Linked DNA regions of Mus musculus: region 1 is linked to region 2. The links are chromatin contacts, found by Hi-C or POLR2A ChIA-PET in ENCODE. All regions are on one chromosome and are shown on one strand. The core of a region is the stretch at or near the end of the contact, and the rest is flanking DNA. Distances in the headings are between cores, read along the strand shown.

What was found. Hi-C counts contacts between places; a loop is a spot of excess contacts on that map. ChIA-PET counts read pairs that join two places held with the same protein, here RNA polymerase II (POLR2A).
Region 1: a map of left cerebral cortex shows a loop between it and region 2 (3-fold over the local background). The contact joins the enhancer-like site here to the promoter of Akap7 in region 2. A Hi-C loop is called at or near these places in 5 of 37 maps with a recorded cell type or tissue (T-helper 17 cell, heart and left cerebral cortex). POLR2A ChIA-PET finds 5 or more read pairs at or near these places in 1 of 5 experiments (Patski).

The regions. Positions count from the first base shown.
Region 1 is chr10:25,328,538-25,333,585 of GRCm38, reverse strand. No RefSeq gene overlaps it. Among named protein-coding and RNA genes, the nearest start is that of Epb41l2, 29 kb to the left of the region's middle. Within about 2 kb of position 2,320, at least 1 of the 3 ENCODE cell types and tissues checked has a DNase peak (open chromatin) inside an H3K27ac peak, as active enhancers do; it is left cerebral cortex, where a contact is called at or near this core.
Region 2 is chr10:25,295,597-25,301,034 of GRCm38, reverse strand. It overlaps Akap7 (A kinase (PRKA) anchor protein 7), which reads left to right and starts at 3,956. Exons shown (of 8, transcript NM_001379238.1): 1 at 3,956-4,107. Gm40617 (predicted gene, 40617) reads right to left here and starts at 2,426. Exons shown (of 6, transcript NR_166644.1): 1 at 2,218-2,426; 2 at 1,820-1,917.

The DNA of each region.
Region 1 (5,048 bases), core at 1,071-3,570, 34 kb before region 2:
TGGAAGCTATTACAGAACTCAGGGAACCATGCCATGGTTATACTCAGGAAGATATTCACATTATAAATTTTACTATAAATTTATACTTTACAAATTTCATATAAAAACAGATCTGTGGAAAGTAAAACTAAATCTGCCATTGCTGCTTGACTCTTGTTTCTCTCACTAATTAGTCATATCGTCATCAAAATATAACGTTACTGGGGGTGAACCATGACTTAGCACTCATCTGAAAGGGTAAAGGGGACGCTTGCTTTTATGAAATAGTGTATGTATATAGTTACTGATTTGTATGCTCATATAAGATACCACATAAGTACACCTTGATTTGCACTAAATATATTAAAATATGATTGACAGGGAGACTGGAGAGATGGCTCAGCAGTCTTTTCCAGAGTTCCTGATTTTAATTCCCAGCAAACACATGATGGCTCGCAACCATCTAAGATGGCATCTGATGCCCTCTTCTGGTGTGCATGAAGACAAAGCACTCATGTATCTAAATAATCAAATATTTATCAAAATCAAAACTAAAATATGATTGGCTTTCAAGTCAGCCTGAGCCTTCAGGTCTATGTTATAGGAAGAGAGTGAGTTTGCCATCTACCCAGAGCCATGGCATTCTCTGCATGGAACAGTGATAGCTTTACAGTGCAAGACGAGAAAGTGAGAGACAGGCTAAGTGTTGCTTATCTGAAATGCTTATAACCGACGAAGTTTTAAATTTTGAGGTATTTGCATGTATTAGATGTATCCATCCTATTGGCCTAATTTGTCCTAGGATAGCTGTGGATGCGTCCATACACATCTATAGATGATAAAATCACATGTAATGTCCAGAGGTTTGATCTTACGTATAACGATGAATTTCGGGGGTGAGATTTGGGTCCTAACATGTAAATAAAAGGTAATTAAAAATCATACATTTCTTGCTCTATTTTGTGTTCATGTTACTGTGTACATAGGAAGATCAGAGGACAACTTGTAGGAGCCTGTACACTTTTTCTAGCATGCATGCTCTGGGGTTTGAACTAGACCCTCAAACGTGGCAGCAAGCACCTTTACCAAATGGACCACCATCTTACCACCCCTGAAAGTAATTTTATCTAGTGTTGTGTGTGTGTGTGTGTGTGTGTCTACACAAGGCCACCTGTAGACTTTCCTACAGTTGCTGTTGTGTTGGTACAGAAAAAAAAAAAACCTTTGGGATTTCAGAGCTTTATTTTTTATTTACTTATTTATTTTTGACTCTAGTGATTAACCTAGGGCCTTTCACATGCTAGTCATGTGCTCTATATTAAGCTGCAACACTAGACTTCTTTTGTTTTATTTTGAACCAAGATCTCTTTAAGAAGCCCAGATAGGCATTGAGTTTGAGCTTCCTGCCTCAGCCATCTGCGTAGCTGGGATTATGAGTGAGGTTTTTTTTTTTTTCTTCTTCAGATTATAGAGGATAAAACTTAATAGAATGAAGTGACTAACAGTGTCCAGTTATTATGCCCAATGAGATCCCTTCCTCCCTCCCTCCCTTCCTACTGCCTCTTAACACTGGTGTCAATACGTTACCCAGGCCTTTCATGCTAAGGAGATGTCACATGAAAGTCTGTGATTAACTTCCTTACCATTGCTAATATTGTGAAACCCTAAGCAGCCTCACACATGCTCATTTCTGGGACAGGATACAGGAAGAAAGCTGTCAGTACATTGTATTCGCTTGTTGCTTAGAGACAGAGGAAGAGGACGCTTCTGTCTTGAGCCCTGATCTGAGTCATACAATGTATCACGTTTATAACATTCATTCACACTTATCCTTACTGCTCAGGGATACTGACTATAAAGCTCACATCCTTTTTGTTAGAAAACTCTGTCACTGGCTTATATAGTGTGCACAGTTGTGTTAATGGAAAAGTGCACGTCCAAAGAGTTTTTTTAAACTACTTGAGCTCAAAATGGATACGGTGCTGGTGGCTATTTAAAAACAAAAAGTGAAAGAGAAGAACTGAGGCATCTAAATAGCCCAGCAGCAGTGTTGCCAAGAAACTGCTCACTGATCCCCTGAACTGTGGAAAGAGAGCAACACAGCAGTGGAGACTCAAAGTGAGGCCTTAGGCCAGAACGGACAAAAACACAAGGGGAACTGCGAGAGCCTGTGCTCAGCTGTAATGGAAGCAGGCTCAGTCACATCTGTGACTAGTGTCTGGAAAGACTAGAACGTGGTAACTCATGAGTTAAACCCCCAGAATACAACAAGCCTCCCCAGATGTGGGCAGCTCCCTAAAAAAGCATTAGTCTGGATGTACAAACTAGGCCAGGAAGACCACTCCCTCCCTCGTGGTTATCGTCAGCTCCCAGTCCACTTGTTTTCTCTATAGAGCCGTTCCTGCAATCCAGAGGCAGAGCTGCCTGCCATTCCCATTTCAGTGCATGCACACCGGTTTAGTGATTGATAGAAAAAATATCACAGGAACAGTTCTCATTTTCTTTCTTTCTTTCGTATTTTACTATTATTCTTAAAGGTTTCATTCTTTACCTTTTACTGGCCTGGTACTCATGAGACAGCCCAGACTGGTCTTGATCTTGTGTCAATCCTCCTGCCTCAGCCTCCAGACTGCTGAAACTACATGAGAGTACCGCGCCTGACTGAAGGAACAGATTTTATTACTTGATGGATGTAGCTTTCTTTTTTACCTGGATGTAACTTTATAATAACTTCTGCTGTTTTGCATCTGGTCTTAAAAGCTTGTTATTAAGAAATGATAAATCGAGTTTAGATTTGGTTTGATAGCCAAACAAGTTATGTTTGAAAAATAAACCTTGGTTTCCCCTTCTATATATGCATGATGAGAATTCAAGCAAATGATCTAGCTTCTCTGAGCTTAGATTCCCTCATCTGAGCACATAGACATTACTACTAATAACTATCTTTGGACAAAGACTGACAAACGGAGACAGCTGTCATGTTGAGCATTACAGTCAAGCCAGGCCCCTCAACACCTCAGCCGTTAGCTCCCCAGGTACTGGCCTACTGACTGTCCTTGCCCAATATTTCAAGGTGTGTTTCCTTTCAGCACCTCAGCTGTGTTCTGATCATGGCCTAAACCACCATCATCTCTCCTCTGCGTCAGTGAAGTGCCCTCCTAAGTATTGCAACACTTGAAACCATCAAGACTGTAACCATGAGCATCCAAATGAAAGTCAAATCCTGTCAACGGGAGTTGGCCCACCTGTTCTTCCTGTCCCCGCACACTGATGCTCTTGAGGTTCCCCCACCCTCTGGATTCCACCCACTGCTCTTCCTTCTGGATCGCATGCACAATTAACTCAGAGGCATCTTTCCCACGCATAGAACCCTCTGCTGCCTGGAACGTCCTTTTCCCTCAAAAGAGTCTGATACTCTCTCTCCTCCTTCAGGTCTTTATTAAAACATGTCCTCAAAAGAGCCTTCCCTCACTCTTTCAAGATTCTGCGTCCCCCTCTGACTCTGTCTCTGTCTCCCTCTCTCCTTATTCCGTCCCTTCCTCCCTCTCTCCTTTCTATTTTTCTTTGCTTTTGTTACAATCTAACCCTCTATATGCTAGTTCTTTATTGTTTAAGCTATCTTCACTAGTACGGGCTCTGTGATTCTAGTCTTGTCTTATAGCTAGCATATAATAACTATATGTCCTAATATTGTAGTAACTGAATTGATAACCTAGTCCATCTATCTATAAATGAATGAGCAATGTGACCAAGCCCGCTCAGTCAGTCAACAGCTTCTCCAGCACAGGAGTGAGGATTAAAAAGAAAAAAGACAGTTAGACAATGGAGCATGACCCAGTCAATTCTGAGACTGAAGGCAAATTTAATTTTCCCAATCCACTTTTTATACCATTTTTAATTACATGCAAGTACTAAGGGTGAACAGTACAATAAGGAACTAACATGGACAATAGTCATGAAACAAGCAAAGTCCCATGATCTCTCTAGTGATGCTGTTTCTAAGGATGATCAAGATATCTGAGCCTACTTCTTTGTTCTACCCTAAAACCAGATTCTTGCTTCCTTGTCCTTGGCCAATGTCAGATTCCTGCCTGAAGCCCATTTCCTTATCCTTGGCCAAGGATAGACACCTGCCAAGCGGCACCCCAAAAAGGCTCTCCACAGCAATGAATGTTGGAGCAACAGAATGGTGGGGAATACCATAGAGTAGCTTAACATACGTGTATCTATAGTGATATTCTACATCTGTACTAAGATAGATCAGCTTAGATATAACTTACAGTACATCCTGTTGAAAACTCATCCTGGTGATTAATTATGGCCACTAAGAAAACCTTGGACTTTGCTATTGGAGTAATGATTCTTCAAGGCCCAAGGCAGAGGAAAAGCAAAAGGAAGCTCTTAAAAGAAGTCCTGGGCTGGAGAAATGGCTCAGTGGTTAAGAGCACTGATTGCTCTTCCAGAGGTCCTGAGTTCAATTCCCAGCAACGACATGGTGGCTCACAACCATCTGTAATGGGATCCAGTGCCCTTCTCTGGTGTGTCTGAAGACAGCTACAGTGTACTCACATACATAAAATAAATAAATCTTAAAAGAAGAAGGAAAAGGAGAAAGAGAGGGAGAGGGAGGGGAAGGGGGAGGAGGAGGGGGAGGAGGGGGAGGGGGAGGGGGAGGAGGAGGAGGAGAAGGAGAAGGAGAAGGAGAAGAAGAAGAAGAAGAAGAAGAAGAAGAAGAAGAAGAAGAAGAACTTCTTATTCAAATTAGAAGTTAAGAGAAAAAGTGGGATACTGAGCCCCCCTAACACACACACAGGCAAGGCACAGGGAGGTTGCTATTGATAGACAGGGCAATAAAGAGGGGGAGAGCCTTGGTATCAGCTGAGCCAGTTGTTTAGGGAGAAAGAGATCTGTGACAAAGCCTCTTCATTTTGAAGTGAGCCACCTTTCTGTGGAATAGGGATAGAGAAGGAAACGTTGCCACAAGAAAGCAGAAAGGCGCTGACACCATTGCATACACTAGCAAGATTTTATTGAAAGGATCCAGATGTAGCTGTCTCTTGTGAGACTAT
Region 2 (5,438 bases), core at 2,707-5,206:
AGACTTGCAGACCTGTGGACTGAGCAACTACTACTGTGTTTTTAGCCTTTCTGGTGTGAGACAGCCATTTTCGGATTTCCCTGGTGTTGGCTTACAGGCGATTCCGCTGGGCTCCTCCCAGGAAACTAGCAAAGGCTTACCTCATAATCTGCCACCATTACATGCTGCAGCCAGGTGCAGCCAGGCAGCCTATAAAAGGACTGCTAGCCACCCCAGTTCACTCTCTCTCTGTTCCCACTTGTTCCCAGCCAGCCAACCTCTCTCCCTTCCCTCTTTCTGCTATCTCTTCCTTCTCTGTCCTCGTGGCTGTGCTACTCGATACCTACCTCTTCTCCAGGCCCTCCCTCCCCTCCCTCCCCTCAAATAAACCCCCTTTATACCAGGTCTATTGCATGGTATGATTTCTCAGGGGGGCACCCTAGCATGGGTCCACCAGGTCCCCACCCCACCCTCCAGTCATTATATTTCATAACACCTGAACTATGTAGACCTCAATGTGTAACAAAAGGTGGTGCAGTGTGAAGAAACTAGGCAAAAGGAAAAAGGGTTTAGCTCAGGTGGCTCGGGAGGGCAAATGTATAGTCAACACAGGCTTTAAGTAAAGCTGGTTATGCGGGGAAAGCCTTGTTCTCTGTTTTCTGGTACGGGAACACAACAGAGCTAGGCAATTCAGGGTGCCATTTTTGGTTCCTAGCTTAACAAAATAATTTAGAATTAGAGTTTGCAACAAAACACCATGACTGGAAAGGAAGCTGAGGAAAGGGTTTATTTGGCTGACTCATCACTGGAGGGAGTCAGGACAGGGATGCGAACAGGGCAAGATTCTGGAGACAGGTGCTAATGCAGATGCCATTGAGGATGCTACTTTCTTATAGAACCCATGACCACCAGCCCAGGGATGGCACCACCCACAATAGGCTGGGCACTCCTCCATCAATCACTGATTTAGAGAATGCCCTACAGCCAGATCTTATGGAGGCATTTTCTCAATCCAGGTTCTCTCCTTTCGAATAACTCTAGTTTGCATGTCAAGTTGACATAATACTAGCCAGCCCAGACTTTGAGAGAAAACCAACCAGGGCAGGCAAGCTTTAAATACTGGCAGCTGCTGGGAAGAAAAAGGTTAAGAGCAATCATGCTTTTCAAATTAGAGGTTGAGATCAGAGAAAGAGTGAGAAAGGCTAGAGAGTCACAGGGCTTGCTTAGACTTTGGCCAGTAACTGAAAAACAGATAAAAGTGCAAGGGCAAGCAGGCTTAGCGCCGGCCCTTGAATCTAAGTTCAGGGAATGCCCTCTCCATCTCCCTCTGTTCCTCCTCCCCCCCCCCCCCCCCCCGCAGACCACAGTTTCCCCTCCCTGCACCCAGTTCTCCCCCCCTCCCCCCTCCCCCAGATTCATTCCTCCTTGGTTTTCCTTCAGAAAAGAGCAGCCCTCCGAGGAATATCAACCGAACACAGCACAGCAAGTTACAGTAACTCTCATATCAGGGATGGGCAAGGCAACTCAGTAGGAGGAAACGGGTCCCAAGAGCAGGCAAGAATCGAAGATACCTCTGCTGCCAGTGATAGGAATCCCACAAACATGCCATGCTAATGTAAGGAACAAGACAAAGAAATGATACCATGAAAAACAAACCTAGAGTAGGCTTGAGTATGATAATGTAACCATGGAAACCAAGCCTTGTGTGTGTGTGTGTGTGTGTGTGTGTGTGTGTGTGTGTGTGTAAGATAAAGTTGAAGCCCGGTGAAGTAACATGTGAACGCCTTAGTTATGATTGGCTAAAATAGTTTAAAAACCCCAGTCTGGCACCGCGACTCACTCACTCCCAGAGTCCTACGGAGATGCCGTCTCGCTGAGAGACCAATCCGCAGACCCGGATGCCCTGAGCCTGCACCTCGAACCCAACTCCAGCAGGACCTGAAAAACAGGAGACTTCGTGAACCTTACTTGACCAACCACCATCAAGCCAGGCTATCACATCGGGCCAGACCGGAGGTGTGTGAATGAGTGCGATCCCATTTCACCATTTACTTGTTTATTGCTACTTCCCAATACATAAGCTATTATAACCTAACCTCCAAGTCCGAGGTTTCCTTCTCGCCTCTGTCCTCAGTTCACGACAGTTCGCAACAGTTTTGTGACGCTAAACAACCACAGCATGTATGTAGAGCAACTAGCCCAGACCCATGCAGGATCTGTGAGCCTCTATGAACCAACCCTGCTTAGTTGATTCTGTGGGTCATGTTCTCCTGGTGTCCTCCACCTCACTGGCAGAATCCTCCAATTCTTTCTTCCCCTTTTCCTCAGGGCTCCCCAAACTCTGAGGGGGAGAGACTGGAAGGAGACTTCCAAGTAGAGAGCTTTCAGCTCAAGTTTGGTGTGGGTCTCTGCATCAGCTCCCATCAGCTGCCAAAGGCAGCCTCTCTGATGACGATTGGGCTAGGCACTGATCTATGAGTACAGCGGAATATCATTAGGAACCATTTGCGATTTTCTTTTTCTTATCAAAGGTCTCTGGGCTGTCCAGCCTCTGGTTCCTGGTCATGCTGTAGTATCAAGCATGGGCTTCCTTTTGTGGCGTGAGCTTCAGACTAGAGCAGTCACTGGTTGGCCACTCTCCCAAGATCTTTGCCTCCTTTGCCCCAGCACATTATTTCAGACAGGGTAGATTGTAGGTGAAAGGTTTGGGGGCTGGGTTGGTGTTCTGGTTCCTCCACTGAAGTTATATCCCAAGGCTAAGGATTACACCACAGATGTGTGGTTAAAATAGAAACACAGCGCTTTGGTTTTGTTTTGTTTTTAAAAGGAGGGAAATCCAGGAGTGGGCTCTTGAGCTGAAGGAAGACACCTCGCCCCCAAGCATCAGACCACACATGAGGTGCAGAACCCACGTCTCCCAGGTCTGTAGCGTCCTTTGTGAAGCCCGAGGAGGGGGGAGTGGGGGTAGTGCTCTACTCTTTGCAAACTGGCTGTCAACCTTGCTGTGTCAGTGCACTGCTCCTACTCCCCAGTTACATAAATACACCTTTAAAACAGAGTGGGGAGTAATCCTTACAAAGAGAAATGTATAGTCTACTTCCAGCAGGAAAAGGGAGGGCAAAGAGTTGTTTCTCTGTCTACTGCGTAAAGTAATCCTTATGCTTAAACGTCTTATCTGTACCCTGTCCAGTCCAGCTAGCATCGGCTGGCCTTTGAGGATCCTCTTGCCGCAAGCTCCCTTACTTATTTTTCGTTCTTTCTCTGTGATTAGATAGCCTGCTCCTTTAAAAAGACCGTTTTCCGTGAAGATCCACAAAAAGGGGCTAAGCAGGGAATTCTTCAAAGTTCCCTACCAGCTTTAAGGGCTACAGCTGTGGAGAAGAGACACACCACCATATTTTCTTAAATTAAAATTACATTCCCCAACAAACCAGCAGTAATACCACCATTTGCCCCCAGCCCGGAAAAAAACAGTAGCATTCTTTTCTACAAGACATATTCATATTTTAACTATTAAAAAAAATAGTTTTCTCTTATTTTATTCAGATACTGAGGAGCCTTGCCTGCAAAAAATTTGTAGATGATTTCATTTAACAATTCCAACTTTTAGCTCTTAAACTGCTGTTGAAAATGCTACTTTTGGGGGGGGGGTAATGGCAAGTAAATAAAAGCATCTCATTATAGCGACGTTCAAGGTCTCGCTATTGTATTGTACATTTTGCTCAGCCCGCCTATTTTGCAATCAGATCTGTGTTTCCAAAGCTCCACGCTAAAGCAAACACACGGGTTCTCAAGGGACAGCGGGCCAAGGAATGCTCTCTGGATCCCTGGCTCGCCCCTCCGAGCGTGGGACGGGAAGGGCCGCGCCGCAGGAAATAACCGAGGGCGGCCAGAGGTCGGAGCCCGAGCCCAGCACGGCCCCGGGGACCGCCCCGATCCGGGTATCCACGCCTCGCCGGGCCGGCCCCTTCCGGCTCCTCCTGAAGCGGCGGGTGCCGGGGATGCTGCGACTCGCGGGGCGTTGCGCCTCCGCAGGCCTGGCCGCCGCGGCCCGCGCCCCCGCCGTCCCGCGCGCCCCGGGCCCGCGCCTCCGTCTCTGCGCCGCGACCATGGAGCGCCCCGCCGTGGGTGAGAGCGCTCCGCCCTGCGCGCCCCGGGGCGGCCTCTGCCGTGGGGCGTGCTCGCCCGCCCCGCTCCGCCTCCCAGGCCGCCCGCAGCCCCACGCCCCTCGCGATCGACCCTCCCCCTACACCCTGGGCATCCCGGTCCAGCCCGGTAGTCCGGGCAGTTTGGTTGCATCCGTGGGTCTCCGTGCACCACTCCACTCCTCGAACCGAAAGGGGTGTACACACAAGTTGTTGTTTCTCTTACCTCTTCCTATCTTGTGACCCATGACCCAGAGTTTTGCAGCACATCCTTTCCTACTGTGTTGGGGAGGTTAACAAAATCAAGGGGGGAAAAAAAAAACTCCGTTTTATTTACCTAATTATTTTTTAAAATGGCAAATAGAAGCCTCTGAACACTGTCTTGTCTCATTTAGGGTTTTACTCGAGGCTTGGCAAGGCACACTTTAAAACGGGCGCCAATCTGCTGGCGCCCAGGATGTACTTCAGCTTGGGTCAACTTTCGTTGTATGCTGAACCTGGGTAGGAATTAGAGGTTGGACTCGGAGGGAAAGGGACTGGGAAGTAAGGGGAAAAAGGTGTTCTACAAGAACACCTACATGTATACAAAGCGTAAGAATATTAAAATAGGCAGTCCAAGCATGCTATGTAAATACTTTATATGTATGTAAATATAAATCAGGTGAATAATGTACATGCGTTTATAAATTTCATGTGAATGCAATTACTCGTATCACGTGAGGAGATGCCCAGAGTGTCCCTGCTTGAGATGTTTTTATAAGGTTACAGGAGTGTGGGTAATAGGCAGAAGGGAATAGGGTAATAGTTGGAAAGAGAGGACTCTTCTCACCTTTTTACACCGTGTGGCTTTGCAGTTTGGGATGCTGTTAGCGCATCGTTTCCCTATAGTGACAAAGCTTATGGCACTTGTCCAGTTTACTGGGTCCTTCCATTCATGTAGTGTCGATTTGTCAATTTCTCCTTAATAATTTGGATTGCTCCCTCTTCATGAGGCGCAAATGGAAGCACACTGGGTAAGTGGCCTGGTTGGCATGAAGTTTAAACATTTCTGGAGACCTACTCTGCTGTTTTACGTAGCTAGTCGAAGTAGATAGACCGTAATGAATGACAGGCCCATTCCATAGCTGTTTACAGTGCTGGGGAACCAGAAGAGAGTCTTGCCCAATGAAGGTGTGTTTTGTTGTTCAGATAGGAAACTTACTTTGTAGGACTTGGGCAGTCTGTCTGTCTGTCTGTCTGTCTTTTTTGTTTTCTGTTTGCTTGGCTTTGGTAGTGTTTGCTGAAGTGTCCCTGTGATCTGAGGATTTGAATGCA